Regions from separate parts of the Mus musculus genome. Here region 1 is linked to region 2. Evidence: chromatin loops called from intact Hi-C (ENCODE). Cell type or tissue: heart. All regions are shown on one strand. Each heading gives the region's core, and the rest is flanking DNA. Links, peaks and the distances in the headings are about the cores only. Region 1 overlaps 4930402H24Rik (RIKEN cDNA 4930402H24 gene). Region 2 holds the start of Gm30378 (a long non-coding RNA gene).

The links. Peaks named below come from ENCODE experiments on the same cell type or tissue, not always from the same donor. Only the 100,000 strongest peaks of a DNase experiment are listed, where the experiment ranks them.
Region 1: it touches region 2 in a loop (25-fold over the local background); 5 of 42 quality-filtered maps call a loop at or near these places.

What each region holds. Positions count from the first base shown.
Region 1 is chr2:130,724,628-130,739,911 of GRCm38, reverse strand. 4930402H24Rik (RIKEN cDNA 4930402H24 gene) reads left to right here. Exons shown (of 37, transcript NM_029432.2): 24 at 443-541; 25 at 814-931; 26 at 2,445-2,533; 27 at 3,287-3,445; 28 at 8,998-9,123; 29 at 12,727-12,764. Among named protein-coding and RNA genes, the nearest start is that of Slc4a11, 35 kb to the right of the region's middle. In heart, for the core only: no CTCF peak of the experiment used is centred there; no DNase peak of the experiment used is centred there.
Region 2 is chr2:131,097,700-131,112,983 of GRCm38, reverse strand. It overlaps Gm30378 (a long non-coding RNA gene), which reads right to left and starts at 9,554. Exons shown (of 3, transcript XR_374981.4): 1 at 9,358-9,554; 2 at 6,751-6,838; 3 at 4,589-4,812. In heart, for the core only: a CTCF peak has its summit at 7,522 (motif pointing left); a DNase peak (open chromatin) is centred at 8,763.

The DNA.
Region 1 (15,284 bases), core at 2,330-10,329, 370 kb after region 2:
GGAAAGATTTATTTGGGATTACAATTCTAGAGGGATAAGCGTCCCCAGTGGTGGAGTTGGGCAGCAGGTGGCTAGAACACCAGCTCAGAGCTCACACTTTAAAGTACAGACACGAAGCAGAGAGGGCGATGACACACCTCCTCGAGCAAGACCACTTTCATTATTCTCCCCAACAGCCACCAAATGGGGACTTAGTATTCAGATGCCCAAGACTTTTAGGCGACATCTCTTTCAAACCACTATAACTCAGAATTAAAACCTAAGACCTTGTCAAAAACAAACAAAACAACCAAGGCCAGCCTTGAGTCGGGCAGGCCAGTTGCACTGGCACCAGGCTTTAAGTCAGTACAGTACGACTCTGGCTTGGAGGCCTCAGAACCAGCTGTGTACAGAGCGTTTGCTGCGGGAGGTGCAGTGCTAACCTCAGCCCTTGCTGATCTAGGCACTCCAATGCACAGAAGCTCTTCAGTGCGCTGAGCCCTCCTGCCCAGGACTGGAGCTCCCCAAAACTGCTCTCAGGCAAACTTCCTGAGCTGGACCGGTGAGTTGTATGCATCTGGCTCTAGATGTTTACTGTTTGTGCTTTTGAAATGTAGTTGGATCAACCTCAGTGTTGATCCTTTCTGAGCTTTTATTCCAGCTTCTTACAGAAGCCTGGAGAGGGTAGTCACCTGCCACATACACTTACATATCACAGAAAGAGTAACTCTCTAAGGGTTACGTTTTAGCACTTAGGCAAGACTTTACTAATGTGAGTGGACATGTCAAGCAAGGCTAGTGACAGTGATGTGTCAGTTGTCTCTGTTTTTCTAGGTTTCTCCAGCATTTTGCCATCGGCAGCATTGGTCAGGAGCCTGTGATGCGAGCCCATCTTGTGGGCCTGCTGCAGCAACCTGAGATGAGCCCTGCTCACGAAGTAGAGAGTGACAAGGTGAGGAGTTGACCAAGTGTGTGCTGATTTACAGTGGATACTCTGCAGGCCTGTGTCAGTCACCAGGGCACGGGGGAGCCCTTCCATAAGTGTGTCCCCTCCCTGGATATTCGAGCACCATGTGTGTGTGCAGTGCCCTTGGAAACCAGAAACCTCTGTGACTGGAGTTATAACTCACGTGGGCTCTGATGCGGGTGCCAGGAATCAAACCCAGTTGTTCTGGAAGAACAGCCAGTGCTCTGAACCACTGGCCCATTTCTCTAGCCCTGGGTGTAGGCTTCTTAAGAGTCACCCAGCCAGGTACTTTTATTTAAAGCTCAATATATAAGTATATTGTAGCTGTCTTCAGACACACCAGAAGAGGGCGTCAGATCTCATTATCTCTTTACTGGTAGTTGTGAGCGACCATATAGTTGCTGGGAATTGAACTCAGGACCTCTGGAAGAATAGTCAGGTTCTTAACTGCTGAGCCATCTCTCCAGCCCAAAACTTTTTGAAAAGAGAAAGAAAAACATCCAGGAGACAGGCCTCCCCCGGGCTTTGTTGTTGTAATAACCGTTCTCCTGGGAGTGCAGGATTCTTGTCCTCAGCTACTCGTCCTTGCTCAGTAAATTCTGCAGCTGGCCTTAGAATATCTACCTGAGGGAAAGCTGCTGGCATGCTGTGCTGGTGGAACGCGCCTCTCTTCCTCTAGCAAAGGCTGTGAGAGCTTATCATGCAGGGGAGGCCTGACTCAGCACAGGCAGCCCCCAGGAACACCTGAGCATAACTCCCCTGCTCACCCCACACCAACAGCGCTGGGACAGTTTGTTCCCAGACTGCCTTTCTGTTCTCTAAGAAATGTGTTACAAAACAGTCTCCCCGCATGTCTTCCTTACCAGGAGCAAGTTAGGCTCTCCAAACGCTCTAGATCTGAAGTGGAACAGGGACAGATGCTGTGGGAAAACTTGGTTATTTTTTACATAAATAAATGTTACAAATCCTCACACTTACCCTGGAAGGTCAGTAGGTGTCTTAGCTTGGTCTCTAGTGCTGTGATAAAACACCAGGACCAAAAATAATCAGCTTTCAGCTCTCAGGTCCCACTCCACTGAGGGAAGTCAGAGCAGGAACCTGAAGGCAAGAGTGATACAGAGGCCATGGAGGGGTGCTGCTTAATGGCTTGTTCCTCATGGCTTGCTCAGCCTGCTTTCTTATAGAACCCAGGACCACCTGCCCAGAATTGGCACCTCCCCAGTAGCTGGGCCTTCTATCAATTTGCAGTTAAGAAAATGTCCCATAGATTTGCCTACCCGCCAATCTGATGGAGACATTTTTTCAATTGAGACACCGCTACCCATTTGACCCTCGCTCCTGTCAAGCTGAGAGAAAACTACCGGGGACCTCAGACTTTGCCATTCGCTCTGAACTCCGAGCAGTGGTGCTGAAGCTCACACCCACAAAGCCTTGCTCTGGGCCTGGGTTTCTTTGTCCCCAGCTGAGTTAGAAACCCACATGGCTTTCTTTCCTGTAGGTTGTCATCAGCATTGTAACTGGTCTCCCAGGCTGTCATGCCAGCAAGCTCTGTGCTTTCCTGATCACTCTGCATAAGGAGTATGGCAGGTTAGTAATGGGGTCTACATTTGCTTTGGGGAAAGAGAGCCTGTCCTGGGCCTGCCCTGGTGATGGGAAACATTAGACTTCTACTGGCATTTAGTATGACGCTATTGACACAGCTGGCATCCACTATCTCTTCATTTAGTAGACTGTGTTTACAGGTTAACCAGATCCTCACACCTAGGGTTTTGTCCTGAAAGCTTTCTTTTTATTTGGGGGATAGAATTTTATTACTTTGGGATAGCCTTGAACTTGCTGTAGCTGTGGCTGAAGGTGACCTTGGATTCTTGATCTTTCTGCTTGTATCTTCCAAACATCCAATTTGTGTATGCGTCTCTTATCCTCCCTCCCTCCCTACCTACCTCCCTCCCTCCCTCCCTCTCTCCTTTTCCTTCTCTTCCCTCCCCCTCCATTCTTCTCCCTCTTTTCCCTCTCCTGCTCCCTGTTCCCAGCCTTGCCTCTGTGTCTCTGAGATGATAACCAGAGTGACCTCAGATTGACTGACAGTCCTCTGCTGACTCAGCTTCTGAATGCTGGCATTATTGGCACATGCCACCATTCCTGGTTATTTTAGAATAACTCTAAAGCAGTCTGAATTCTTGCCTTCCCTCTCTGTTTTTCTGTGGTCCCACAGTAGCTCTCTCCATAGTCATTGGCAGCATGTCTTTGAGACTACGGGTTACATTTACATCTGTGACAGGGCTTCTCAGGACCGGGCCATATGTAGCCTTATGCTTAGATTACCTTTGCTGCTTCCAGATGGATGGTATACCGGCAAATCATGGACAGCTCTGAATGTTTCCATGCTGCCCACTTCCAAAAATACCTTTCCAGTGCCCTGGAGGCCCAACAGAACCGTTCTGCCCGCCAGTCAGCTTACATCCGCAAGAAGACCAGGCTGCTGGTGGTACTACAAGGGTGAGTGTTGGAGACCTGGGAACAGAAGTGAGGATGGGGACTTCGTCATTGTTGTTACTTTCTGTGTGCCCTAATGCTATGGACATTCCTCAGAAAGACCAGGATGCTGTTGCCATATTGTGGCTAAGGGTAACTGATAGCTACATGTTTCTATGTTAGCTTCCATATTGTAGTATCACCAAGAGGTGAGGAATTAGGGGGTCTGGTAAAGGTTCTCTAGTAATCTTAGAGTGATAGTACTGTTTAGCCTTGCCATCTAGACACCAAAGCCTCATCAGTTCTACTCCTCCCTCTTCTGGAATTGTAGACCTAGCACCTGCATAGTCTGTAAACACCATACCCGTTTGCCAGTAACTACCCCAGAAGACTTTCATGAGACCCACAGTGAAAATGTGCAGGGTATTGTTGAGCAGGGAGTTTCTGCTTTCTAACTTAGGTCCTAAGTTCCTAGTAAGTACCGTTCTTATCAGAGTAAATGTGTATCTCCTGTCTCTGTCTCTGTCTCTCTGTGTGTCTCTGTGTGTGTGTGTGTGTGTGTGTGTGTGTGTGTGTGTGTGTGCTCTATAGATGGATGTGTATATATGTGTATCCCTGTGTGGTCACCCATGGAGCCAGAAGAGGATATAGAATGACTTCTCATCTTATGTCCGTGCAATATGTCTGACTTACTCCTTTGAGTCAGGGTCTTTCACTGAAAGTGGAGCTAGGCTGACAGCCTCCTGTCTGTCTCTCACAGCAATGGGGGTACCGGCGAGCACAGCCGTGTCTTTTTTTCTTTTTCTAGCCTGGGTGTGGGGACCCAGCCTTCATCCCCCATGCTTGCACAGCAAATGCTTCACCACTGAGCCGATTTGGCAGAGTATCTACTGCTGCCCCAGAGAACTCCTGTTTACCACCCTTCTGTGGAGGAGTGCCTTACAGGGCCTTTATCACCCGGATTCAGGAGAACAGAACAGGGCTGGGCTTGTTTCTAGTGTTATGGTTGTAAAGAAGCTTTGTGCTATTCTCACAATAATTGGTGTTTGCAGCAGGCTGGTTGTTTCCAGTAAAGACTAGGCCCAGATCCAAAGTTCTGTTTGGGCTCCTGGTTGTAATGATGGGACCAGGAAGGAGCTAGCTCGGTGTTCGTGAGAAGGGAGGCAGGTGTGAATGTGCATCCTCGGGGCTTTCCTGTACTCAGGGACCTTGTTGCAGCCTGACCCCACATGCAGCGTCCTTCTGCCAGCCCTTTAGACCATGTGATCAACAGAGGGGGAATTGGCTTGTTTTCTGTTGCTTGTACCAGTCAGAGGAATGGTCAATCCAGCATCCTACTTCCTGCCCTTGCCTGAATTGAGAGTCACTGGGACTGGGGACCTGGGAATGAATTGCCAGCTTGTCAGTATACACGGATAAAGTCGCTTCCATTATCTTATTTCAGAGAATATTATTGATTCCTTATCTGGCTCTTCATGTTTGTAAAAATGTTGGACATGTGCCTGCTTCTGGTCTGCTTTTAGACCCAGGATTCACCTAGTCACACCACAGGATATGTAGGGCATCAGTGGATACCCTAATGGGCTCCGTCAGGGTAACAGCTATGTGCAGCCATGATGGTACACACTTACAAATCCAGGACTTGGGAGGTAGAATCAGGAAGGTCAACCTTTGGCTATATAATGAGTTCAAGGCCAGGCTGGACTATATGAGATTAGCAGCTAAGTGCTGTAGCTCTTTACTAAGGCATGTACAGATTCGACCCATTTTTTTTTTTAATTCAAAAGATAACATATAGTTACCTGCTTCATAGCCTGTAAGACTCCTTGACACTAGGCATTATTGAGGTTGTTGGTTAAGGAAGATGGCAGGGGTTCCTCACATCAAGAATTTTCTCCCTCAAACCTGTTGTCCTCCTGCTTCAGTCTACAGAATGCTAGGATTGCAGATTCAACATAACACTTGGCTTGTTTCTCAAGTCCAGCTTTTGTTTGTTTTGTTGTTGTTTAAAGATTTATTTATTTATTTATTTATTTATTATACATAAGTACACTGTAGCTGTCTTTAGACACACCAGAAGAGGGCATCAGATCCCTTTACAGATGGTTGTGAGCCACCATGTGGTTGCTGGGAATTGAACTCTGGACCTCTGGAAGAGCCGTCAGTGCTCTTAACCACTGAGCCATCACTCCAGCCCCCTGCTTCTTTTTTTATCAGTATATCTCTGATTTTTTTTTGAGGATTTTTTTTAATGTGTATGAGTGTTTTGCTTCTGTGTATGTATGTATAACATGTGCGTGCAATGTCCAAATGGGGACCAGAAGAGGCATCAGACTGCCCTAGAACTGGAGTTAGAGACTATTCATTGTGAGCCACCATGTAGGTGTCAGGACTGAAGCTGAGTCTTTTGTAAGAGCAGCAAGTGCTCTTAACCTCAGAGCTGTCTCTCCAGTCTGGTTTTTGGGTTTTTTATGTGTAAATATCTATATACGTCATGTGTATGCTGTTGTTCATGAGGCCAGGGAGGGCATTAGATCCTCTGGAGCTAGAGTTACAAGAGGCTGAGCTACCCGGGTGAGCTCTGAGTCTCACACTCAGAACCTCTGGAAGAACAACAGCAAGTGCTCCCGATGGCTGAGCTCGCTCTCCAGCCCCTCCCCCTCCCCCTCCCCCTCCCCCTCCCCCATCACGAGTGCTGCTTTGATCTTTGGAGAAAACTTTATGATATAGGATGGGGCTTTCTTTGCTTTCCAGAGTGGCTGCTTCCACTCAGCTTCCTACCATCTCAGAGGCTGTGGCAACTGTTTCAAAAATGAAAGTAAAGGGTTTTAATTTGTTTCTGTTTCATTTTTGAGACAGGGCCTCATTTCTTGAGAGCCAACCTCAAATGTAGCGGAGGATAACTTTGAATCTGTGATCTACATCCCAAATGCAGGGACTGTAGGTATGGGTCACTAGGCCCAGTTTACTGCAGGGAATTGACATGTTGCTTGTATTCTAGCAGCCACGCCCCAGCTCCTAGAGTGCTCTTGTACTTTGAAGAGTCAGATGTATAGTTGCCAAGCTTTTAGGGATATGGTAGGCGATAGTGAAATAGACGTGGTTATAAAAGGGATCTTCTTTTTTGGAAGTTTAACCATCTTGGCATAAAATAAATACATCTAAGACGAAACAAACAAAAACAGACTGGCCTTGTTCCATAGCCTTAGCTGACCAGGCACGCATTTCCTAACCTATGCTGGCCTTGAACTCACTGAAGTCCTTTCCCTTCAGAAATCCTTTATTTTCAAATGTGTTGCTGTCTCAGGTTCCCTGAACTTATACCATGCACATGGTATACACACATCAATGGAAGCAGTGTCTGGGGTCCTGCACTCAGGCCCATACAAGCACTGCATTGGATATTGGTGCACATAGGTCCAAGGACAGAAGCCAGGGAGCAGGAGCCTGCTAGGACTCACTCAGCTTTCTTTTTTTTTTTAATTTTTATTTATTTATTACATGTAAGTACACTGTAGCTGTCTTCAGACACTCCAGAAGAGGGCGTCAGATCTCGTTACAGATGGTTGTGAGCCACCATGTGGTTGCTGGGATTTGAACTCTGGACCTTCGGAAGAGCAGTCGGGTGAGCCACTGAGCCATCTCACCAGCCCATCACTCAGCTTTCTTGAGCAAGCCAACCATAGTGCAAGCCAGGCATACTGACACGGGCTGGTAATCCTTACACTTTGGAGGCTGAAGCAGGATTCCACAAGTTCAAGGCCAGCATGTTCTAGATAGCAAGTTCCAAGCCACCATTGGGCTACATAGCAGAGCCTCTATAAAATGAAAAATAAGTAAATAACACTTGAACAGCCAGGATCCCGTGGGGAAACTCTAGAATTTAGCACAGCCTGTTCTCCCTGAGGCTCTGATGATTGGGCAGGACCGAGGAGGATGTCCTAATCTGGAATGAAGCCAAGGCCTTTCTACAGGTGAGTTGTTCCTAGGAGCTCAGGACATAGCTCTGGCAGGCTGCGCCCGCTCCCCCGCCCCCACTGGTCTTCCTAAGACCCACACAGGCACAGGTTCACCTGACCTGCCAGACTGCCCTCAGGTCTGATGTCTCTCCATGGACTCAGACCTTTTGATAATAGTCCTGTGGGACAGTGCTGTCCTCTGTGGGATGAGAGCAGCCCCAAGGTCCGCTGGAGGTTGAATGTCCAGTTTATTGATCTGTATTGCTTTAGGCTTCAGAGACTGTAACACTGAACAAACACCTTATTGCAGAGAACTAAATGAGGAATGATGGGGCCAAAGAAGCACAGGAAGAAGACAAATCAGCAAGGAGAGGCTGTGGCTGACAGTCAGTGCATTCAGAGAAACCTGTGGGAGGGAGATACAGGGTACACGGAGCATCACCATGACTGCAGTGTCTATAAAGGCACAAAACGTCTCCATAAAAATGCCACTCAATGGAGCCCAGAGGTGGGGCACTCAGCTGGCACGTGCAACACTCTGAGTTTGATCCCCAGCACCATAGACCCCCAACAAATTGACACGTGACCAGAAACCAGAAGGAAGCCAGCCAGGTGTTTGCCAGAAGAAAAGAGCATTCCCACCCGAGGGGACAGAGTAGAAGTATGGCTGGCATATTCAGAGAGAATCCAGAAGGCCAGGTGCTGAGACCAGGGGACAGGCTGGGATCACGAAACTCTCCCTTGCACTTGAGAGGTCAGAGGGTGCAGGGCTGCCTGGCCCACTGTAAGGGCCTCAGCTTCTGCTCTGAGATGGAAACCACAAGAGGGTTTGAGCAGAGCAGTAACTGGATCGCTCAGAGGGCTTAGCATAGCCCTCTAGCCTCCCTGTTGAGAACAGTTTGCACTGGGGCAGGACAAAAGGGGGCGCAGCTGGGAGACCATTGGGGTGTCCTAGGTAAAGGACAGTAGCAGTCTGGACCCAGTGGGAGTGTGAGCAGTAATCTCTTTCAGGTTTATGCTGAAGACTAAGAGAAAATGGAATCAAAGAGGACCCAGATCTTTTGGCCCAGCATCTGAAAGTGTAAAAGTCCCCTGGGCTTAGAATAACAGGAACTTGGGAGGAACCGGCTTGAGGGTTTGGATTACAAACATATTCACTCCTAAGTGAAGACATCAAACTGGTTCTGTAAATCAAGATTGGAGGGAGTTCCAGGCAGAAGATGGAATAGAAATGGTATTTGACGGATCTGATGACCTTGTGAAATGGGAGGAGAAGGGGAAAGAACTAAAGAAAACAGAATCTGGCAGAGCTCCTGGGTTACACTAGAAAACCCTGTCCTGCCTTCAGAGCCCAGTCACTAGGTTCTTATCTCCAGAGTAGGTTGGCTCTCGGACCCAACTCTTCCTCTGAGGGGAACGGAAAGAACTTGGGAATGCAGAAACACACTGTGGATTCTAGGGCTCTAACCACAAAATGGGGTAACACAAGGGACTCTATGAGTCTCCCTTCTGCTTTGGGTCTCTCTTCAGCCCTCACTCAGCGCTCGGTGCTCCCCTCTTCCCTATTCTGTAGCCCCAACTAGGAAGCTAACTGTGTGTGTGTGCTTTCTTCCTTAGCTACACAGACGTCATTGATGTTGTGCAAGCCCTGCAGACTCACCCAGACCCAAACGTCAGGTCCTACTTCACCATTGGTGCCGTCACGGTGTGTGTGGAGCCCTTGAGCTGCTACATGGAGCACAGGTAGACACTTAGGATCGTCTCCATCCCATGATGTGGTACTGAAGTAAACTGTAGCAAGTTTCCCTCCCTTCCGGAATGAGACAGGTCTTTTCGCATGTTTGGCTTGTGGAACCACATATTGAATGAGATTATGGAAGACAGGCTTTATTCATCCCCATGAGAACAGGAGCCATGTCTTTTCAGTGCTTAGTGCATAGTTAGTATTCATGAAGGATCTATGGAAGTGGATTTTGCCAAGTGTGTGTAATGGATCTTGGGTTCAGTCCCAAGCAATGCAAATAAGGAAAGAAGGGACAGAAAGAGGGAAGGAGGAAGCGAATGAGGGAGGGAGGGAGGAAAATACATAATGTGAGAAAAGCTAAATGGGGTGGTTAAAGGTCTATAATCCCAGAACTCAGGAGGCAGAGATGGGAGGATCACTAGTTAGAAGCCAACTTAGGCTATAATGAGACTCTGTCTCAAAGAAAGAAATACTGACTAAGTAGGTGCTCAGGGCCAACCTGGGCTCCACCAGAGTGTGAGATCCTGGCTCAAAAGCGCAAAACAAACAAGCAGACAATAAATGAGTGTGTCTGCATATGAGTGTACCACAGACATAGTTTAATAAGACATGAATGGGGATAAGTATGTAGTTACTTAAATACAGAAGCCAGTCTAGGGACAAGAAACCCTTTCTCAAACAACAACAAAAAAAAGAAACATCAGTGTCTTCTGGTTGGATGAAGAAGGAAGCCACTGACACAGTGGCCCACACCTTTAATCCCAGCACTTGAGAGACAGAGGCAGGCAGGTCTCTGTGAGTTTGAGGCCAGCCTGGTCTACAGAGCTAGTTCCAGAACAGCCAGAGCTACACAAAGAACTCTGTCTCAAAAAAACTGAAGGAAAAAATAAAAGAAAGCCACCATATTAATTGGAAGGACAAGAATAAGATATGAGAAATTTCATTCCATTTTTTAAGAAATCATGCATGCATATGTGGTGGATTGAATTAGAATGCCACCCATAGACACATCTTTTTGTATGCCTGGTCCCCAGTTGATGGAACTATTTGGGAAGGATTAGGAGGTGTGGCTTTGCTGGAGGGGGTGTGTCACTGACTTTGAGGTTCCAAAAGACTGCTATGAGTGCTCTCTCGACCCCCTGCCTCCTGCTTTTGGATCAACATGTGAGCTCTCAGCTGTTCCGGCCACCATGCCTTTCCTCCTCCTCTAGCCAAACCATGTGCCAAACACTTCCTTTTATGAGATGCCTTGGATTATCACAGGAATAGAAAGTAACTAAGACAGCATGTTAAGTCCATGTGATCTACATACTTATCTCCTCCAGCTTTTCCATCAGCAATTTACTGACCCCTACTGGCCCCTTCCCATGTCAGAGGCTTCATGTTCAGCCTTGTGACAGGATATGATGCCATGTGGAAAATCTTGGTGAATTGCCAGGGGCTGCTATGAGAAAGGAGACAGATCTCATAAAGGGCCTAAGTGATTGAACTCCAAAATCACAGGCACTTAAGGACATAGACACTTCTAACACCCCACAATGAAGTCAGAGCCTCTGGTGTAGCTAGCTGTCTTTCTTTGTTCCTGGTCTTTTGGACCTGCTTTTAGCACACAGGAGTTCCTCCTAGAATCTTAAGGAATAAACCATGAGAGAGTCACAGCCTAAAATAGGACTCACCAAATTTGGTTCATATGGTATGTAAGCAGCTATTGCATATACTCCTGAGCCTCACACTAGCTGACGTGGGAGCGTTAGAGCTCTGTGGACCCAGACAGCCTAGACCTGGCCTCAGGCCCAGTGTGTGGAAGGCCTGGGGCAGGATGCTCAGTCTCCTTTCCTGACCTCAGCCTAAGCTTCTCATCTGCTAATGTATAGTCAGATAAGTCAGAGTCTACTCTTTTCATCGGCCAGTGGATAACAACAAAGCCAGGCCTACCTGCTTGTGTGGTGCCCATCCTTAGTGGGACTTGATACAAGGCAGCTGTTCTCATCAGTGGTAGGTCCCCTCTCTAAGAGGAATATTATAACATTAGAATTTTAATTTGTTTCTTATTTTAGTTTAATTAATTAATTAATTAATTATTGAGGCAGGGTTCTACTGTGTAGCCTAGGTTGTAGGTTAGGCAGAGATCCACCTGCCTCTGCCACCTGAGTGCTGGGATTAAAGGTTTGCGCCACCGTTCCAGGTCTGTATTTTGGGAGTGTGATTTTTTTTTTCCTTCTGCATACTGAAGAGATAAAGATCAGCTCCATCTTGTTTGGTTTTCGTCTGTATCAGTGTTTTGGAAATGGGCTCTGGAAGCCCTACTGGCCTCAGTCTTGATTTGAAAGGGAAGAGCCCCTGCCCCAGCTTCCTAAGTACTTCCTGTTCCAGGCATGTGCCACCAGGCCTGGTTTGAACTCTCACTTGGATCCTCACCCTCCCCACCTCTGTCCAGTCAGTCTTCTTCCTGCTTCTGTTCTTTTTTAGACTTGAGAGGAGGATTGGCCTGAGGCTATAGTTCAGTTACAGAGTACTTTACCAGAAAGCAGAGTGCCCTGAATTTGATTGTTCCAACACTTTGTTGGGGAAAAGGTTAAAGAGGAACTGAGGTCATAGCTTGCACATAAAGGAATGCAGAAAAGCATGACAAGACCAGCCCTGGTAGCACATGCCTGTAGTCCTAGCGCCTAGGACACAGAGACAGGAGGCTCTCTATGAATTCAGGGCCAGCCTAGTCTACAGAGTGAGCTCTAAGATAGCCAGGACTACACAGTGAGACCCTCAAAAACAGGAACAGCAGTGATGACAACAAAAAAGAAAAAGTAGAGAAGCACAGTAGGGCCAGCAAGATGGTGCACAGTAGGGCTGGCAGGATGACTCAGCAGGGAAAGGCACATGTGCATGTATGTGCACACTGACACACAAAGCACTAAGTAAATTTACAGAACAGAGGCATGGAACCTTGGACCCTTGGTCCTAGTAGAGTCCCATGGCTTAACCCTTATCATTTCCCTTCACATTTCCTGTTACTCAAGAAGGTATCTTTTTCTTTTTTTTAAAGATTTACTTTTATTTTATGTTTATGGGTGTTTTGCCTACATTTAAGTATGTGTACCACATGCATGCAGTGCCTGTTGAAGCCAGAAGAGGGTGTTGGATCCCCTGGAACTAGAGTTAACATATGCCTGTGAGCTGCCATGTGGGTGCTGGGAATCAAACCTGGGTCCTCTGGAAGAGCAACCAGTGTCTCCTTATCCGCTAAGCCATCTCTCCAGCCCCAACAATATATTTTTCTAAAAGACCAGCTTGGACCGAGGTTGTAATTCAGCAACTCAATGACATATGCTTCACTGGCCCCCAGAAGTGACAAAGATGAAGCTTCTCTCTGTTCCCTGTGATCTGAAGAGCTCTCAGAGCTCCCATATCCTCCCTGCCATGTGCCATGTAGGAATTTCTATGGAACACAAGCTTCAGTGCCTGTATGACTATCTTAGATGCTTACAGGGTACTCATTGCTCAGTACCACCTGGTACCTACACTCTCTCCCAGATTCATGCTTTTGTGGGAAATAATGATCACTGAAATAAATGGTTTTGAAATACTTTTTTTTTTCTCTTTAGATTTCTCTTTCCTAAATGTCTTGACCAGTGTTCACAAGGTAAGCGATATATTCGACTTCCTGGTTCTATGCCATCACAATCTGATCAGATACAGTAGGCTTTCCTTCATGCTGTTGCCTTTCTGAAATCTACAGCATGTGGAATGGTTCCAGGGAAAGCTCCGGCGACTTCCTTGTATCCTGCTGGGTAGACATACATGCTCCACAGCTTCTCATTTAACGCACTAAAGCTCCTCCAGCAGCGGCAGCAGCAGCACTCCTGCCCTGGCCTTGCTGCTCCACGGACAGCAAACGGAACCTCTAAATCAGCAAGATCCCTAAGGGTCCTGGAGATCCAGAATAAATTATAACTTCCCTGCAGTGCTGCTGAGATGCTCAGTGCTCTCCTGGGGATGAGAGTAACAGCAATGTGCCTGGAAGTGGGGGGGATAGGACATGTACCTCAGTGGGGGTGCTGACTGGGGATATGTTTGTTGGAGTTGAGCTTTCTGAATCAGCCCAGCAAGCAAATATCTGATAGAAGAAAACAACTTGGTGTCTCCAGCATACTTGTGCCCTGCTGGTCCCATTACCAGTCCACAGGGACAGCAAAAACTGTTGTCTTGGCAGACAGCTGAGCTAGCTGCGTAGGTAGGAGGCTAAGGAGGAAGAGTGTTCTTGTTGGACTTGGTAGACCAGGTAGAGGCAGTCGCCCTCTGCTTTTTTGAGACAGAGTCTCATGTAGTCCCACCTGGCTTCAAATTACTGTGTAGCCCAAGTTAGCCTTGGACTCCTGATCCTCCTGTTTCTACCTCCCACGTGCCGAGAGTAGTATAAACCATCGTGCCTGCCTTCGACAGCAGATTGAAATGAAGGTCGTCTGGGTCTATCCATAATGTCTAATCCAGGTAGATTCAGGATTTGTTGGGTTTGGTGGTTGTGGGTTTTCAAGTCAGAGTAGCCCTGGCGGTCCTAGAACTCACTGTAGACCAGGCTGACCTCAAACTTAGAGATCTACCTGTCTCTGCCTCCCAAGTGCTGAGATTGAAGGTATACACCACCATGCCTGGCAGATTCAGTTAGTAGGACCTATTGACAAACTAGTTGTAGGGCATAAATTGGAAAAGAGATATTCAGGATGCCTCTGCTTTCTAGTTTAGAGGATATGGAAAAGCTGGAGATGGCTGTACTTGGCTGGAAAGCACAAGCGAGAACAGTGAACAGGAGATAAGAAGGGAGGCTTTCTGGTCCTTGGTTCTGGACTTGAAAACCATGATCAAAAGGCACAGACAAGATATTTGATGTCCAGATGTGGAGTTGAAAAGGTTAGAAGACCAGAGATGTGAAGGATATTGGAAAATCCTGGAAGCTGAAAAGATGAAACAAGAAGAAACAGTACTTCAGATATCAAGGACAGGAGAAATCAGTTATGTTTAATGTTGCAGAGTCCTCAAGGGATGGTCAATTTAACAACAACAACAACAAAAACCCATTATCTTTGCAAGTGTGAAGGGCACTGGTAACCTCACCAGGAATATCTGAGTAGACAGGTCAGAGGTGAAGGCAAGTCTGAGTTAGAATAGCCAGTTAGACATTGCAGGTGAGTGATTGGGAACAACGTCAGGGCATCCGGGAGGCAGTGACAGCTGGAGCAGGATGCTTTCAAAAACTGTCATTTCTAACAAGGCGTGATTAACACCTTTAATCCCAGTACTCAGGAGGCAGAGGCAGGTAGATCTTTCTGTGTTAGAAGCAAGACATAGTAAGCTCCAGGTCAGTCTGGGACTATATAATGAGACCTGTCAGAGAAAACAGTTGCCATTTCTTTCTGTCAGAGAGTAGCAGTCACAGGCTGGGTAGTAAAATCATCTCGGTTGCATAGTGAGGGGTGTGTGTGTGTGTTGTGTATGCCTATATCTGTGTTTGACACAGAATCTGTGTAGCCCTGCTGGCCTGAACTTTTTTTCTTCTGCATTTGTTCATTCATTCATTCATTCATTCATTCATTCATTCATGGTTTTTCGAGGCAGAATTTCTCTGTGTAGCCTTGGCTGTCCTGGAACTCACTCTGTAGACCAGGTTAGCCTGGAATTCAGTCTGCTTCTGCCTCCTGACTGCTGGCATTAAAGGTGTTCAACACTACTTACTGCCAGATGAGATCCTGTCTTTAAAAAAAGTTTTCTTATTCTGAAATTATTCACTGAAAAATAAGCCTGTAGTCCGAGAAAGCCACTGGTCTTAATAGAGGACATCTAAGATTTCACATCCCATCTGCAGATGGGAAATGAAAGCCGACTAGACAGTGACAACTTCTGAGGAAGCTGAGGAAGTATTAACTTGGCAGGTAGCACTCGCTGACCAACCTGGGCTTGGTAGCTCACATTGACAGTCACAGGCTTGGGAGCCTGAAGCAGGAGAATTGTCACAAGCTCAAGGGCACCTTGGCTACAAAGTAAGATCCATCTCAAACAAACAAACTTAAAAAATGTGGAGACCTGTCTTGGCCCTGCCTTCCTGTCAGTGTTGAAGCCACGTCTTGATGTTTCCCCTCCAGCATCTTCCCACTTTCCTTTGTGGAGC
Region 2 (15,284 bases), core at 3,523-11,522:
CTACAGAGCAATTGTGATAAAAACTGCATGGTACTGGTATAGCGACAGACAAGTAGACCAATGGAATAGAATTGAAGACCCAGAAATGAACCCACACACCTGTGGTCACTTGATCTTTGACAAGGGAGCTAAAACCATCCAGTAGAAAAAAGACAGAATTTTCAACAAATGGTGCTGGCACAACTGGTGGTTATCATGTAGAAGAATGCTAATCGATCCATTCCTATCTCCTTGTACTAAGGTCAAATCTAAGTGGATTAAGGAACTCCACATAAAACCAGAGACACTGAAACTTATAGAGGAGAAAGTAGGGAAAAGCCTCGAACATATGGGCACAGGGGAAAAATTCCTGAATAGAACAGCAATGGCTTGTGCTGTAAGATCGAGAATTGACAAATGGGACCTCATAAAATTGCAAAGCTTCTGCAAGGCAAAAACACTGTCAATAAGACAAAAAGGCCACCAACAGATTGGGAAAGGATCTTTACCTATCCTAAATCAGATAGGGTCTAATATCCAATATATATAAAGAACTCAAGAAGGTGGACTCCAGAAAATCAGATAACCCCATTAAATAATGGGGCTCAGAGCTAAACAAAGAATTCTCACCTGAGGAATACCTGAAAAAATGTTCAACATCCTTAATCATCAGGGAAATGCAAATCAAAACAACCCTGAGATTCTACCTCACACCAGTCAGAATGGCTAAGATCAAAAATTCAGGTGACAGCAGATGCTGGCATGGATGTGGAGAAAGAGGAACACTCCTCCATTGTTGGTGGAATTGCAAGTTTGTACAATCACTCTGGAAATCAGTCTGGCGGTTCCTCAGAAAATTGGACATAGTACTACAGGAGGATCCCGCAATACCTCTCCTGGGCATATATCCAGAAGATATCCCAACCGGTAAGAAGGACACATGCTCCACTATGTTCATAGCAGCCTTATTTATAATAACCAGAAGCTGGAAAGAACCCAGATGCCCCTCAACAGAGGAATGGATACAGAAAATGTGGTACATTTACACAATGGAGTACTACTCAGCTATTAAAAAGAATGAATTTATGAAATTCCTAGGCAAATGGATGGACCTGGAGGGCATCATCCTGAGTGAGGTATCCCAATCACAAAAGAACTCACACAATATATACTCACTGATAAGTGGATATTAGCCCAGAAACTTAGAATACCCAAGATATAAGATACAATTTGCGAAACACATGAAACTCAAGAACGATGACCAAAGTGTGGACACTTCGCCCCTTCTTAGAATTGGGAACAAAACACCCATGGAAGGAGTTACAGAGACAAAGTTTGGAGCTGAGACGAAAGGACGGACCATCTAGAGATTGCCATATCTGGGGATCCATCCCATAATCAGCTTCCAAATGCTGACACCATTGCATACACTAGCAAGATTTTGCTGAAAGGACCCAGATATAGCTGTCCCTTGTGAGACTATGCCGGGGCCTAGCAAACACAGAAGTGGATGTTCACAGTCAGCTATTGGATGGATCACAGGGCCCCCAATGGAGGAGCTAGAGAAAGTACCCAAGGAGCTGGGGGGATCTGCAACCCTATAGGTGGACCAACAATATGAACTATCCAGTACCTCCCGGAGCTCGTGTCTCTAGCTGCATATGTATCAGAAGATGGCCTAGTCGGCCATCAGTGGAAAGAGAGGCCCATTGGTCGCGCAAACTTTATATGCCTCAGTACAGGGGAACGCCAGTGCCAAGAAGTGGGAGTGAATGGGTGGGGGAGTGGGTGGGGTACTTTGGGGATAACATTGGAAATGTAAATGAAATAAATACCTTATTAAAAAAACTTTTTTAAAAAATCAGTAAGTCTTTTATGTAGGGGGCAGTTCTAATGCTAGGTGTGGGGGGAAAGAGGGGAGTGGGAGAGAACCCTCGTCCCACCAGATTTCCGGTGCTCTGGGCGGGCAGACTGCGCATGCTTTGCACATGGCCCTAAGTGGGTGTCTGGCTGTGTTAAGCCACTAACCCCACATGGCAGGTGGTGTAAAAGGGGCATCCCATGCTGGATAGGCGAGGAGCTGAAAACAGAATAGGGGCCTTGGGGCGGTACTGGGCCCTGAGGATGAAGGGAGGAGAGGGCAGGGGAAGAGGGGGCGCTGGATGGTTCCCATGTGGGTGAGAGTCCTTGGTCAGGTCCGTGGCTGTAGCACAGGATGGCCTTCTGGTGGGAAGTTAGATGGCTCATTAGGAGAAAGCCCATCCCATCAATCAATCCCATCTCACCGTTCAAGCACAGAGGGCCTTAATGATCAGAGACAGCCTATGATTTTAGAGCTTTATTGTAGAAAGGCAGGGAGAAAGGAGAGAAGGTAGAAAGAGAGAGGCTGGCCATGGCCACATGGAGAGAGGGGGAAGGGAGAGAGAAGGAGGGCTAGAGAGTAAGAAAGGTGAGAGCTTAAGAGAGCGAGGAGGGGCCAAGCAGCCTCTCTTATAGTGGGCTGGGCTATCTTACTGTTGCCAGGTAACTGTGGGGAGGAACATACCTGGCTATAGTCAGGTAACTGTGGGGGTGGAGTCTAGCCAGAATGCCAGAAGCTTGGGACATTGTCTGCGTGATTGATAATCACGGAATTATGGACAGGCACCTGATTCTGGGAGTTGGGAATGTGGCTCGCCTTTCTGTCCCTTGTAGATTTCTCTATTGGGTCACCGGAGCAAGCCCCATTCAACCAAAATAGGCTGCCTATCACAGTCCCACAGCTAGAGTCATGTTCCCCAATTGGTTCTTGATCTGTCAGCAAGAAAGCCTTGAGCCAATTACTAGACTGAAGGTACAGGTGGGACTTCAGGGTCTCTGGTGGCAGGCAGGGACCAAGGGAGGAGAAAGGAGTTTGACATGCTTTGGAGAGAGGAGAACTGGGCAACCATGTGAGATATCAAAACTGAGTGGCCACACAGGCTGCTCCTACAGATGGGTGGTCAGGGGAGTTTAGCAACTGAAGTTCAGGGCAGAGAGACAGAGATAAAAAATTGGTAAGGGCACAATTTTCCAGGTGAGAGATAGTAGTGACCAGCAATTGTGCCAAGAAGGCAATTTGAAATTCAACAACTGTGTGTCTGTGTCTTTTGTCTGAGGATTCAAGGGAAGCCAGGTGGGGGCTGGTATCATGATCACTTCCCAGAGCAAAGGCGGGTAGAGCATACAACTACACGCTGAAATATTAACCTCCTATCAGTAGTGATAGATATTTTATACATTTTCAAAATAAAAAAAAAGAGGGGGAAAAACACTACTTTAAATCAAAAACAAAATTAAGATCTTTATCAAGTCGTCTGCATCCATATATTTAACAAAGGTTTTTTTCCCCCACACAATGAAGCAAATACTGTATTGTCCACTTCTTATTATTGACCCTGTGCAGAAGAGATACATAAGATATGAAACCTCAAAAAAAAAAAAACTACAGGCAACACTTTTATATACAAATGGACTGAGAGGGCTGGAGAGATGGCTCAAGGGTTAAGAACACCGACTGTTCTTCTGAAGATCTGAGTTCAAATCCCAGCAACCACATAGTGGCTCACAACCATCGGTAATGAGATCTGATGCCCTCTTCTGGAGCATCTGAAGACAGCTACGGTGTACATAGATATAATAATAAATCTTTAAGCTGGAGTGAGCAGAGATCCTGAATTCAAATTCCCAGCAACCACATGATGGCTCACAACCCTCAGTACGGCTACAGTGTGCTCATATACATTAAATAAATAAATAAATAAATAAATAAATAAATAAATAAATAAATTTTAAACAAATGGACTGAGAAAGAATTCAGAGAAACAACACCCAGAACGTCAAGTCTTTGAAGACAGAAATTGAGGAAGCTATCAGAAGATGGAGAGCTCTCCCATGCTCATGGGTGGGTAGGATTAACAGTAAAATGACTGTTCTACCAAAAACAAACTCCATTGACTGTCATCCCCATAAAATTCCAAGGCAGCTCTTCTCAGCAAGTTTTCTTTTTACAATCCAGGACTACTTGCCCGCCTAACAATCAGGACAAACCCCAAGGACCTAGCCACAGGCCATCTGATTCAGGCAAAGCCTTAGTGGAGACTAGATTCTATCTTCAGGTGACTCTAAGCTAACTCAAGTTGACAGTTAAAGCTAGCTGGGACTGTGTGTTTGTGTCGGTGTGTTTACATATGTGTGCATCTGTGCACATCCATGCATGCACCCATAAAGTGCAAAGGTCCAAGTCAGGTGTTGGCTTCTATTCCTCTCCACCTTGTTTTTTGAGGCAAGGCCTTTCATGGAATCTGAAGCTCATGGATTTCACTAGACTGGTTGGCTAGCAAGCCCCAGGTTCCTGCTGGCTCCACCTCCAGCACTGGTAACAGGTATGTGCCAGCACACCTAGCTTATCCTTGCATGTGCTTTGGCTCTGCACATCACCCTCTAAGAGTCTCTCCAGTCCCCTCACCTCTTCATCTGTAATGGAATCATTTGATTTTATTTGATAAAACTATTTGTACTTTTTCAGTATTGGGGATTAACCCGAGAGCCTTGCATATTCTAGGCAAACATTCTGCCACCGAACTGTATGGCCAGTACCTTTTATTTAAATCTTGCTTTTTATTTTGAGTCAGGTTCTCCCTAAATTGGAGTGCTGAATCTTCTGTGCAGCCCAGGCTGTAACTTGCTGTCTGTGGTCGTGGTTCCTGTAATTCTTTTACGGTGCTCTCTGTGCCATGTGCCACTCCTTAGGTTTTCAATAGAATATTGGTAAATCACTACAGTAAATTACTTTCTGGAATTTCCCGCTTATATCTAAAAGAGGAACAAAATTAGCAATTTTTATTTGTTTGCTTTCAAATTTTTGATCTCCCAATCTGAAAAACAAAGAAATTAGTTCACCAATATTCATACTTCCTATTACCTTTCTATTTCTGCTGCTTATTTTATTTATGTGTTATTTATTTTATGTGAGTGTAATAGGGCAGTGAGCATACAGACCTTGGGGAGGTCAGAGAACAACTTCAGTATGTTCTTTTCTCTACCATTCCAGGAATTGATCTCATGTCATCCAGTTTGGTGACAAATGCCTTTACCCACAGAGACATCCAACTGTCCTTACCATCACCTCCCCTGCCCCTGCCCCCCGCCATTTAAAAAAGGCAGGATCTTGTGTATGGAAAGCTGGCCTGGAAGTTCATATGCAATAGAGGATGAACTTGAATTTCTAATCCCCCTGCTTCCACATCTTGGAGCGTGTGCTTCTACGCTCAGTTTTATGTGGTGCTGGCTATCGAACTCAGGGCTTTATGCACACTGAATGACGGGCGCTCTGCCAATTAAAACACATTCCTAATATTTATATTTTTATATTCCATTATTATATTCACTCAATTTAAGTCTTATTTCTTTATTAAGTAGATTATATACTGATCTTCAGTCTTTTAATAATGTATTTATTAAATTATGTCTATTGAACACATGTTGGAATGCCCATTTATTGTTTTTTAAGTTTTTTAATTATTGTTTAAAGATTTCATTTTTGTTATTTTTAACTCTGTGCAGGTTTATATGTCTGTTTGTGATATATGCACAGGAGTGTGGGGGCCTGAGGAGACCTGAGGTATCAGATTTCCCTGGGGCCAGAGTTACAGATAGTTGTGAGCTACTCTGATGTGGGTTCTGGGAACCAAGCTCGGGTTCTCTTCAAGAGCAGCACATGATCTTCAGCACTGAGCAGGATCTCCAGTGCCTCACATTCATTTATTGCTTTTATGACTTTCTTTATTGTGTTTATTTGAGCCCAGCTAACTTCTGAGTGCTGGGATTACAGACCTTTGCCGCCATACTCAGCCTTTATCACATATCTCTGTTAGGTGTTTGAGAAGGAATAGGGTTCAAGGAAGAGGGGGAGATGGATCGACCTTCATGCGAGGGGTTTATTAGAGAGCAGGACAGAGTGGTGGGAGTGGAGGAAAGGGTTCAACCTACAGAAGGAGCAAAGTTAGGTTCGTTTGTTCATTTGTTTTGTTTTGTTTCGTTTGAGACAGGGTCTCACAATGTAGCCCTGGCTGAGTTATGTAACCATAACTCACTCTGTAGACCAGGCTGGCCTCAAACAAAGACCTGCCTGCCTCTGCCTCCTAAGTGCTGGGATTGAAGGTGTGCACCACTGTTCCTGGCTCCATATGTTCATGTATTTCTGACTGAAGTAAGTGTCAGAAAGGTCCTAGGGACTTGCGTAGGCATCAGGGAGAACAATGGACCTTGAAGGGCTACAAAAACCCGGCAACTCTTCCTGTAGCCCTTCTTCACTTTGGGGTTATTATTTGGAAATGCTGGGTGCTGGTGAAGGGGTATGAGGGCACTTGGCTCTCAGAGCTGTTCGAGGAGAAAGCCTTCTGGAGGATCTGAGGTGCCTTACAGTTGCTTTCCTCCACCACCTCATTTCCTTTTCCTTTTGGAAGTGCTTGGGACTGAACCCAGGATCCATTGCACAAGGCTTCTGTTCTCACAGAGCCGAATGAAGCCTGTTTTCTGTAATCCTATTTAGCCTGTTCTGAGACTTGTTAGGACTTTATACAAGTCAAAAAGTAACAGGGTACATACCACGGACTGCTGTGGTTCCACCTGTCTCATTCCTGTAGGGAGGGAAACTGGCTACAGTTCACTTCAGTACCACATCATGGGCTGGAGACAGGTCCTAAGTGTCTACCTGTGCTCTATGTAGCAGCTCAGGGGCTCCACACATACCGTGACGGCACCAACGGTGAAGTAGGACCTGATAGTTGGGTCTGAGTGAGTCTGCAGGGCTTGCACAACATCAATGACATCTGTGTAGCTAAAGGAAGAAAGCACATGGTTAGCTTCCTGGTTGGGGCTAGAGAATAGGGAAAAGGGGAGCACCGAGTGCTGAAGAGAGACCCAAAGCAGAAGGGAGACCCATAGAGTCCCTTGTGTTACCCCATTTTGTGATTAGAGCCCCTAGAATCCACAGTGTGTTTCTGCATTCCCAAGTTCTTTCCTTTCCCCTCAGAGGAAGAGTTGGGTCCGAGAGCCAACCTACTCTGGAGATAAGAACCTAGTGACTGGGCTCTGAAGGCAGGACAGGGTTTTCTAGTGTAACCCAGGAGCTCTGCCAGATTCTGTTTTCTTTAGTTCTTTCCCCTTCTCCTCCCATTTCACAAGGTCATCAGATCCGTCAAATACCATTTCTATTCCATCTTCTGCCTGGAACTCCCTCCAATCTTGATTTACATAACCATTCTGATGTCTTCACTTAGGAGTGACTATGTTTGTAATCCAAACCCTCAAGCCGGTTCCTCCCAAGTTCCTGTTATTCTAAGCCCAGGGGACTTTTACACTTTCAGTTGCTGGGCCAAAAGATCTGGGTCCTCTTTGATTCCATTTTCTCTTAGTCTTCAGCATAAACCTGAAAGAGATTACTGCTCACACTCCCATTGGGTCCAGACTGCTATTGTCCTTTACCTAGGACACCCCAATGGTCTCCCAGCTGCGCCCCCTTTTGTCCTGCCCCAGTGCAAACTGTTCTCAACAGGGAGGCTAGAGGGCTATGCTAAGCCCTCTGAGATATCCAGTTACTGCTCTGCTCAAACCCTCTCATGGTTTCTATCTCAGAGCAGAAGCTGAGGCCCTTACAGTGGGCCAGGCAGCCCTGCACCCTCTGACCTCTCAAGTGCAAGGGAGAGTTTCGTGATCCCAGCCTGTCCCCTGATCCCAGCACCTGGTCTCCTGGATCCTCTCTAAACATGCCAGCCATACTGCTACTCTGTCTCCTCAGGCGGGAATGCTCTTTTCTTCTGGCAATCACCTGGCTGGCTTCCTTCTGGTTTCTGCTCACGTGTCAATTTGTTGGGGTCTATGGTGCTGGGGATCAAACTCAGAGTGTTGCACGTGCCAGCTGAGTGTCCCACCTCTGGGCTCCATTGAGTGGCATTTTATGGAGACATCTTGTGCCTTTATAGACACTGCAGTCATGGTGATGCTCCGTGTCCCCTGTATCTCCCTCCCACAGGTTTCTCTGAATGCACTGACTGTCAGCCACAGCCTCTCCTTGCTGATTTGTCTTCTTCCTGTGCTTCTTTGGCCCCATCTTTCCTCACTTAGTTCTCTGCAATAAGATGTTTGTTCAGTGTTACAGTCTCTGAAGCCTAAAAGCAATACAGATCAATAAACTGGACATTCAACCTCCAGCGGACCTTGGGGCTGCTCTCATCCCACAGAGGACAGCACTGTCCCACAGGACTATTATCAAAAGGTCTGAGTCCATGGAGAGACATCTGACCTGATAGCAGTCTGGCAGGTCAGGTGAACCTGTGCCTGTGTGGGTTTTAGGGAGACCAGTGGGGGCGGGGGGGCGGGTGCAGCCTGCCAGAGCTATGTCCTGAGCTCCTAAGAACAACTCACCTGTAGAAAGGCCTTGGCTTCATCCCAGATTAGGACATCCTCCTTGGTCCTGCCCAATCATCAGAGCCTCAGGGAGAACAGGCTATGCTAAGTTCTAGAGATTCCCCACGGGAGCCTGACTGTTCAAGTGTTATTTACTTATTTTTCATTTTATAGAGGCTCTCGCTGTGTAGCCGTAGGTGATATGGAACTTACTATGTAGACCAGATTGGCCTCAAACTTGTAGGAATCTTCCTGCTTTAGACTCAAAAGTACTATATTACACTATTTCTGGTTTACTCAAGAGACTGCTGAGTGAGTCCTAGGCTCTGCTCCCTGGCTTCTCTCCCAGGCACGCCTGTGTCTATTTCTAGCACAGTGCTTGGGTGGGCCTGGGTGCAGGAGAGCACCACACACTTGCTTAGTGGATTGACACTTGCATACTGTATTAATCAGGGTTCTCTAGAGTCACAGAACTTATGAGTAGTCTCGATATAGTAAGGGAATTTGTTGATGACTTACAGTCTGTAGTCCAACTCCCAACAACAGTCAGCAGCAGCTGTGAATGGAAGTCCAAGGATCTAGCAGTTGCTCATTTGAAAGGCAAGATGGCAGAGAAGAGAGAGTAAATCTTTCTCCTTCCAATGTCCTTATGTAGGTCTCCAGCAGAAGGTGTGGCCCAGATTAAAGGTGTGCGCCACCATGCCTTTAATCCCAAATGACCTTGAGCTCAGAGATCTCCCTGTCTTAATCTTCTGGAATTCATAGCTACTATGCCTCAAGATCTCCAAGCCAAGATCCAGGTCAGAAACTTGTATCTCCCTGCCACCAGATTAGGATCACTGGTGAGCCTTCCAGTTCTGGATTGTAGTCAACTTGACTAAGTTGACAACGAGGAATAGTCACTACACACACTGTCCTAAAGCAATCTGTGGAAATGTTAACCAGACTTACCTTGTTTCTCAGCATTAACACTTCCCCTCTTCTGAAAACAAGGGCTTCATGGGCTGGCTGTGCAGCTGAGATGCTCAAGTGCTTGCCTAGCATGCACAAAGCTGTGGGTTGGATCCTCAGCACCACGCAGAGCATCGTCTCAGCATAATCATTATGCTGCTATAAGCACAACTCATTCCTGGCATGCAGGAAAGCACTTCAAATGCACTGAAATGACCCTTTGTGAGCTAGACCCTGTCATCTCTCAGTCATAATGCCTCTGAATCTGACCCACTTGGGTGATAGCAAATATTATACAAGTTGTAAGAACCCTGCACCAGCCTAAAGCCACAGAGAATCTGCTGCTGAGCATGCAGTACAGCACTATAGTGTCCTGGGCTGCTGTTACATTAGGACCATGGCCTTCCAGTCATCTGATTTTACAGTATGTCCTGGACCTTTCCCTATGCAGCTCCTGCTGCCCCGCTGCATTCGCCTTCTGTTACAGATCTCCTCCTCAGGAAGCAATAGTTTTTATTCATTTTGAGACCAGTCTCACTATGTAGCTTCACCTAGCCCAGAACTCACTGTGGAGACCAAGCTGACCTCAGACTCACAGGAATCTGCCTCTCCCTGTCTCCTCAGGGCTGATATTAAAGATGTGTATCACCACCCCTGGCTAGGAATATTTTATTTTCAAAACAGCTTTAAAATCTGAAGTTGCTGGGCAGCTAGAGGAGTTCCTTTATACTACCTGACCCTACACAGCTTTTCCTATTAGTAATGTCTTATTAATGTAATGCATTTTGTTACAATGAATGGACCAACATTAGTTTATAGTTTTCATTACAGTCCAGTCTTTTATCTTTTTATTTTTAGAGACTAGGTGTTGCATAATTCTGTCTGGGGTACCCAAGGGAGCCCTGGAACTTCTGATTCTTCTGTCTGTGTCTTCCACATGCTGGGATTTCATTTGGGTGATGTTACACTGGATTATAAGTGATGAGGATCAAGTCTCAAGCCTCTTAACTGCTAGGCAAGCATTCTTCCACCTGAGCTACATCCCTCAGCCTGCCTCCCTGCCCAGTATGGATCTCGCTGTGTTGCCCAGGCTACCTGAAAACTCTTGGACTGAAATGAACCTCTTCTTTGAGTTTCCCAAGTGGTTTGATTTTAGTAGTGGACCACTAAGCCTAGCAAGGATTCACTCACTATGCTGTGTTTTCTATGATCCACATGTCATGAACCAGACATTATAGTGTCATATAGAATAGTTTACTTGCCTTAAAATCCCTCTGTTCCCTACGTAGCATCTTTCCCTCTGCTCTTGCTGACTATTGACCTCTTTATCATCTTTACAGTTCTTCCTTTTTCCCAGTGTTGGCTAGGTGTGGTCAGACACCTTCACATCTGCCTTCTTCCTTTCAAGGATTTTAGAGCCACCCCTCTCTCCCCGCAACCCCCCGTCTCTTTCTCTGTTTGAGTGCTTGCGTATGTATGTGCATGTGTGTTTGACTGAGTGTATCTGAGTGTGTGCATGTATGTATGCGAGTGTGTATATGTGTGCACGTGTGTGTGTGTGCACTGTATGTGTGTGCATGTGTGTGTGTATATGTGTGCATGTGTGTGTGTGTGTGCTAGAGATCAGTGTTGACTGTCTCCCTCTGTTGTTTTCTACCTTACTTCTCTTTGCCCATCTATTTTTTGAAACAGACCAAGTCCCTCACCAAGCCAGGCCAGAGCTCACTAATTTGCCTAGGCTAGCTGCCTGGTAGCTCAGGGGTCTGCCTGCCCCCATTTCCCCAGCACTTGGATAGCAGGCAAGCACTGCTACACCTTTCTTTTAAAAAGAGACTTATTTATTTGTGTGTTTTTGCCTGCATGTATACCTGATGCTCACAGAGATCAGGAGAGGGCGTTAGATCCCTAGGAAATGTCGTACATGGGTGTTAATCTGAGACCTCTGCAAGAGCAGCCAGTGCTCTTAATTGCTGAGCCATCTCTGCAGCCCCTGTGTCTGGCTTTTTTCTTTTTTCTTTCTTTCTTTTTTTTTTTTTTTTTTTTTTTTTACATAGGTGCTAGAGATCCTAACCCAGGCCTTCACGCTTGCATGATAATCACATTACTAACCTAGCCATTACTCCAGCTACCCGCCCCCCCCCCCCCCCGGGGCACTCTTTTTCATTGCTTAGTAATATTCCACAGGGCAACTGTCCTTAAAATTGTTTATCCATTCGTTAATTGGAGTGGACTAAAACTAGTAGGCTGACTAAAGTCTATAATTCACGTTGAGTTTTTGTTGTTTTTGTTTTGTTTTGTTTTGTTTTGGGATAGGGTTTCATATAGCTCAAACTGGCCTTGAATTTCTTATGTGGCCAAGCATGACCCACCAGTGACTGGTTGCTTCCAGTTTTTTTTTTTAATAAAATTCATATGCTGGATTTTATGTGGACTTGAGGTTTCACCTCTGTTGGATACATATCCAGTGTGGCTGATAGATGTTATAGTTGGACTATGTTCAGTTTTGTAAGAAACTATCAAGCCAGATTTAGTGACTTAAGTCTATCTCAACAACTTGATAAATGGAGACAGGAGGTCTGTAAGAAGTCCATAACCTGTGAGTTTCAGGCAAGCTTGGCTAAAAAGTGAGATCTTCTCTCAAAATACCAACCAACCAGCCAATCAGAGTTCTTTTTTTTTTGAGTAACAGTTCTTTACTACATTTGTATTTTGTAACTATATTCTTCCGGACTGTAACTCTGCAGCTTGATTCTGCAGTCTCCTCTGTCTGTCTGTCTATCTGTCTGTCTGTCTGTCTGTCTGCCTTTCTCTCTCTCTCTCTCTCTCTCTCTCTCTCTCTCTCTCTCTCTCTCTCACACACACACACACACACACACACACACACACATGGTCTCACTGTGTCTCCCTAGCTGATTTGGAACTCAGAGATCTGCCTGCCACTGCCTCTGAGGTGCTGAGATTAAAAGTGTAAGCAATTAGTTCTTACCAGATGGTTTGGTGGCCTTGGCATCGAGAAGAAGACTGGAAAACATAATCTCACCTTTTTAACCTCCGCAGTTCAGGAGGAAATGCTAGAAAGCCTGGGAATGCTGCTGAGTGCCTGCCCAGTGCATCAGCTCACGGAGAACGCCCACTGGACCAGTGGGGTAATCATGATTTTATATGGAATGTATGGTGAAAAAAACCCAAAGTTCGACCAGTGCAAAATGGGACAAAATGAAAAGTGGAACTTCCTTCCTCCTGGGGTCAGATATTCTGGAAGGTTTTTTAAAAAAATTTAGAGAAAGATTTATTATATATTTTTAATTTACAATTATTTTTATTATTTTAAAGTGTGTATGTTTATGTATTTGTGTGTGCATGTATATATGTGTTTATGTATTTGTGTGTGTGAGTGTGCATGTGTGTATATTTATATATTTGTGTGTGTAGGAGAGTGTATGTATTTGTGTGTGGGGGAGAGTGTATGCATTTGTGTGGGGGAGTGTGTTTATGTATTTGTGTGTGTGAGTGTGCATGTGTGTGTATTTATATATTTGTGTGTGTGTGAGAGTGTATGAATTTGTGTGTGGGAGTGTGTTTATGTATTTGTGTGTGTGAGTGTGCATGTGTGTGTATTTATATATTTGTGTGTGTGTGAGAGTGTATGCATTTGTGTGTGGGAGTGTGTTTATGTATTTGGGGGCGGGTGTATATGCATTTGTGTGTGTGTGTGTTTAGCTGTGTGCACTTGAGTGAAGATGCCAGCAGAGAACAGAGGAGTCAGTTATGTCTGGGCCTGGACATTATACATTCTTAGCTCATCCAATAGAGCAGGACGCATAGGAGTGGGCCAGTGATCCCAGGTATAAAATGATGGGCTGTGGCTGTCCCAAGGGTGGGCCACGACGACATCTGCAAATGAGGGAAGCCCTGAGTGGTGAGCACTGGGTCTGGATGGAAGCTCTGGGGTTGGCAGTGAGCGCCAGTTCATCTCCTCCCATGTGCTGTACAGGTGGAGTAGGGACTAGAGTTTTTGTTTGGGGAAAGTATTATTGTTGTTGTTGTTATTGTTATTAATTACTTTGCTTATTTCACTGCTTTTAGGCAGGGTCTCATTCTATAGCTCTGGCTTGTCTTGCACACACAGAGATCCACTTCATTTGCCTCCGAAGTGCTGGAAGGAAAGGCCAGGAGTTCTTTCAGAGTCAGGCTTGTATTGGAGACTGTTTTCTCTCTGGTCTCTATCATGGCCTGCTCTCCTCATTATTCCCTGACAGAGCAAAGAATCCAATCTTGGGAAGGTTAGATGTTGTCAGGAGCTTCTTCAAGCTGATGGGGGATGTGTTGGCTCCACTTATTGTCTGTTATTCTAGTAGGGGCTCCATGGAGGAGCCATAGAAAGACACCCATAGTTAGGATGGCCTCGGTAGGCATTTTGTGTGGCTGGTAAATGAGGTTTGTGTTGAGGTGTCGGGGGAAGCCTCATTGAAGCATCATTTGGGGACAGAACTGTTGAACCCAGTGTGATGTCACGGGGAGGCCCTCAGGTGAATGTGTCTGTCTCAGAAGGGCTGGGCAGAAGAGAAAGGAGAAAGAAAGCCAAGAACATGGGATAGGAATTGAGCAAAGAAAGAGGCCGGGCACGGTAGTGCAGCCCGTAGATCCTAGCACTCAAGAGAGAGAAGCAAGATCGCTGTGAGTTTGAGGCCAGCCTGGTCTACATAGTGAGCTCCAAGATAATCAGTACTACAAAGAGATCCTGTCTTAATTAGTAAATAAATTAATAAAATAAAAAAAAACCCACCACCACAACAAAAGAAATCAGTGCTTTTCTCTCCGTCATTCAGGCTAAACATGCTGGGTCCATCAACTCTGGGGGCAGCAGGCTTCTGTAAGAACAAGGAGCCTTTAGATCCCATCAGAGCTGCTGGGTCAGGCATGGGGCAGACAGAGGGAATGCCCAGGGTAGACTCCTCATCACTCAGGAAGCACTGTGGCTAGAGAGAGCTGATCAGAGAGGTCTCGAGGCCCTCCAAGGGGCTTTCTGATGACTCCCAGCACACAGAGCGACTGCCCAGGGTCTCTATTGGAGGAAAGAAGAGGAGAACTGAGACTTCTCCACCTATGACATTGATGTGGCAATCGGATGTGAGGATTAGTGAAAGAATGGTTCTTTGGATTACAGTAGAAAGAAAATAAGGCTTTTTAGTAACTGCAGAGAGAGCAGTGGGCATAGTCACACTTTCCTTCCTTCCATTTGTCCTCCTCCTCCTCCTCTTCCTCCTCCTTCTCTCTCTCTCTTTCTTCTTTCCTTCCTTCCTTTCTTCCATTCTTCCTTCCTCCCTCCCTCCTCCCTTCCTTTCTCCCTTCCTTTCTTCCTTGAGACAGGTCTCTCTCTGTGACCCTGGCTGTCCTGGAACTTGTATGTACACCAGACTGGCCTCAAATGCAGGGATTCGCCTGTCTCTGCCTCCCTAGTTCTGGGATTAAAGGCATGCACCACCACGTCTAGTTCTCTAGTTCTCTTCTATTTCTTCCTGTGATAAAAACCAGGCGTCTCCAAGCCTGTTTGCCGTGCACACATTCTCAAGCCTGGGTGCTGTGTAAGTGAAGAATGGGCCCACTACTGGGTTTAGCCAGTATCCCTTCCTGCCTTCTTAGCCTCCTCTCCATCTCTCTCTCTTCCTGCCTTCCCCCTTTTTCTTTTATTCCTTTTGGGCTCTGAGATGTACTCAGCTACTGAGCTACACTCCCAGGCTTCCCCTCCTGGTACCTTTCTTTGATGAATTGCTCTCTCAAGGCAATTATGTGATTTCAGTTTGTTGTAAGTTTCTCCTTAAAGATGAGCTTGCAACTGAGTCCTGGCAGCTTACCTTCACAGTGGCTCATCTGAGGGCTGATGGAGACAGTGGAGACAAAGATAATTGGATAATTAATTGGAGCCC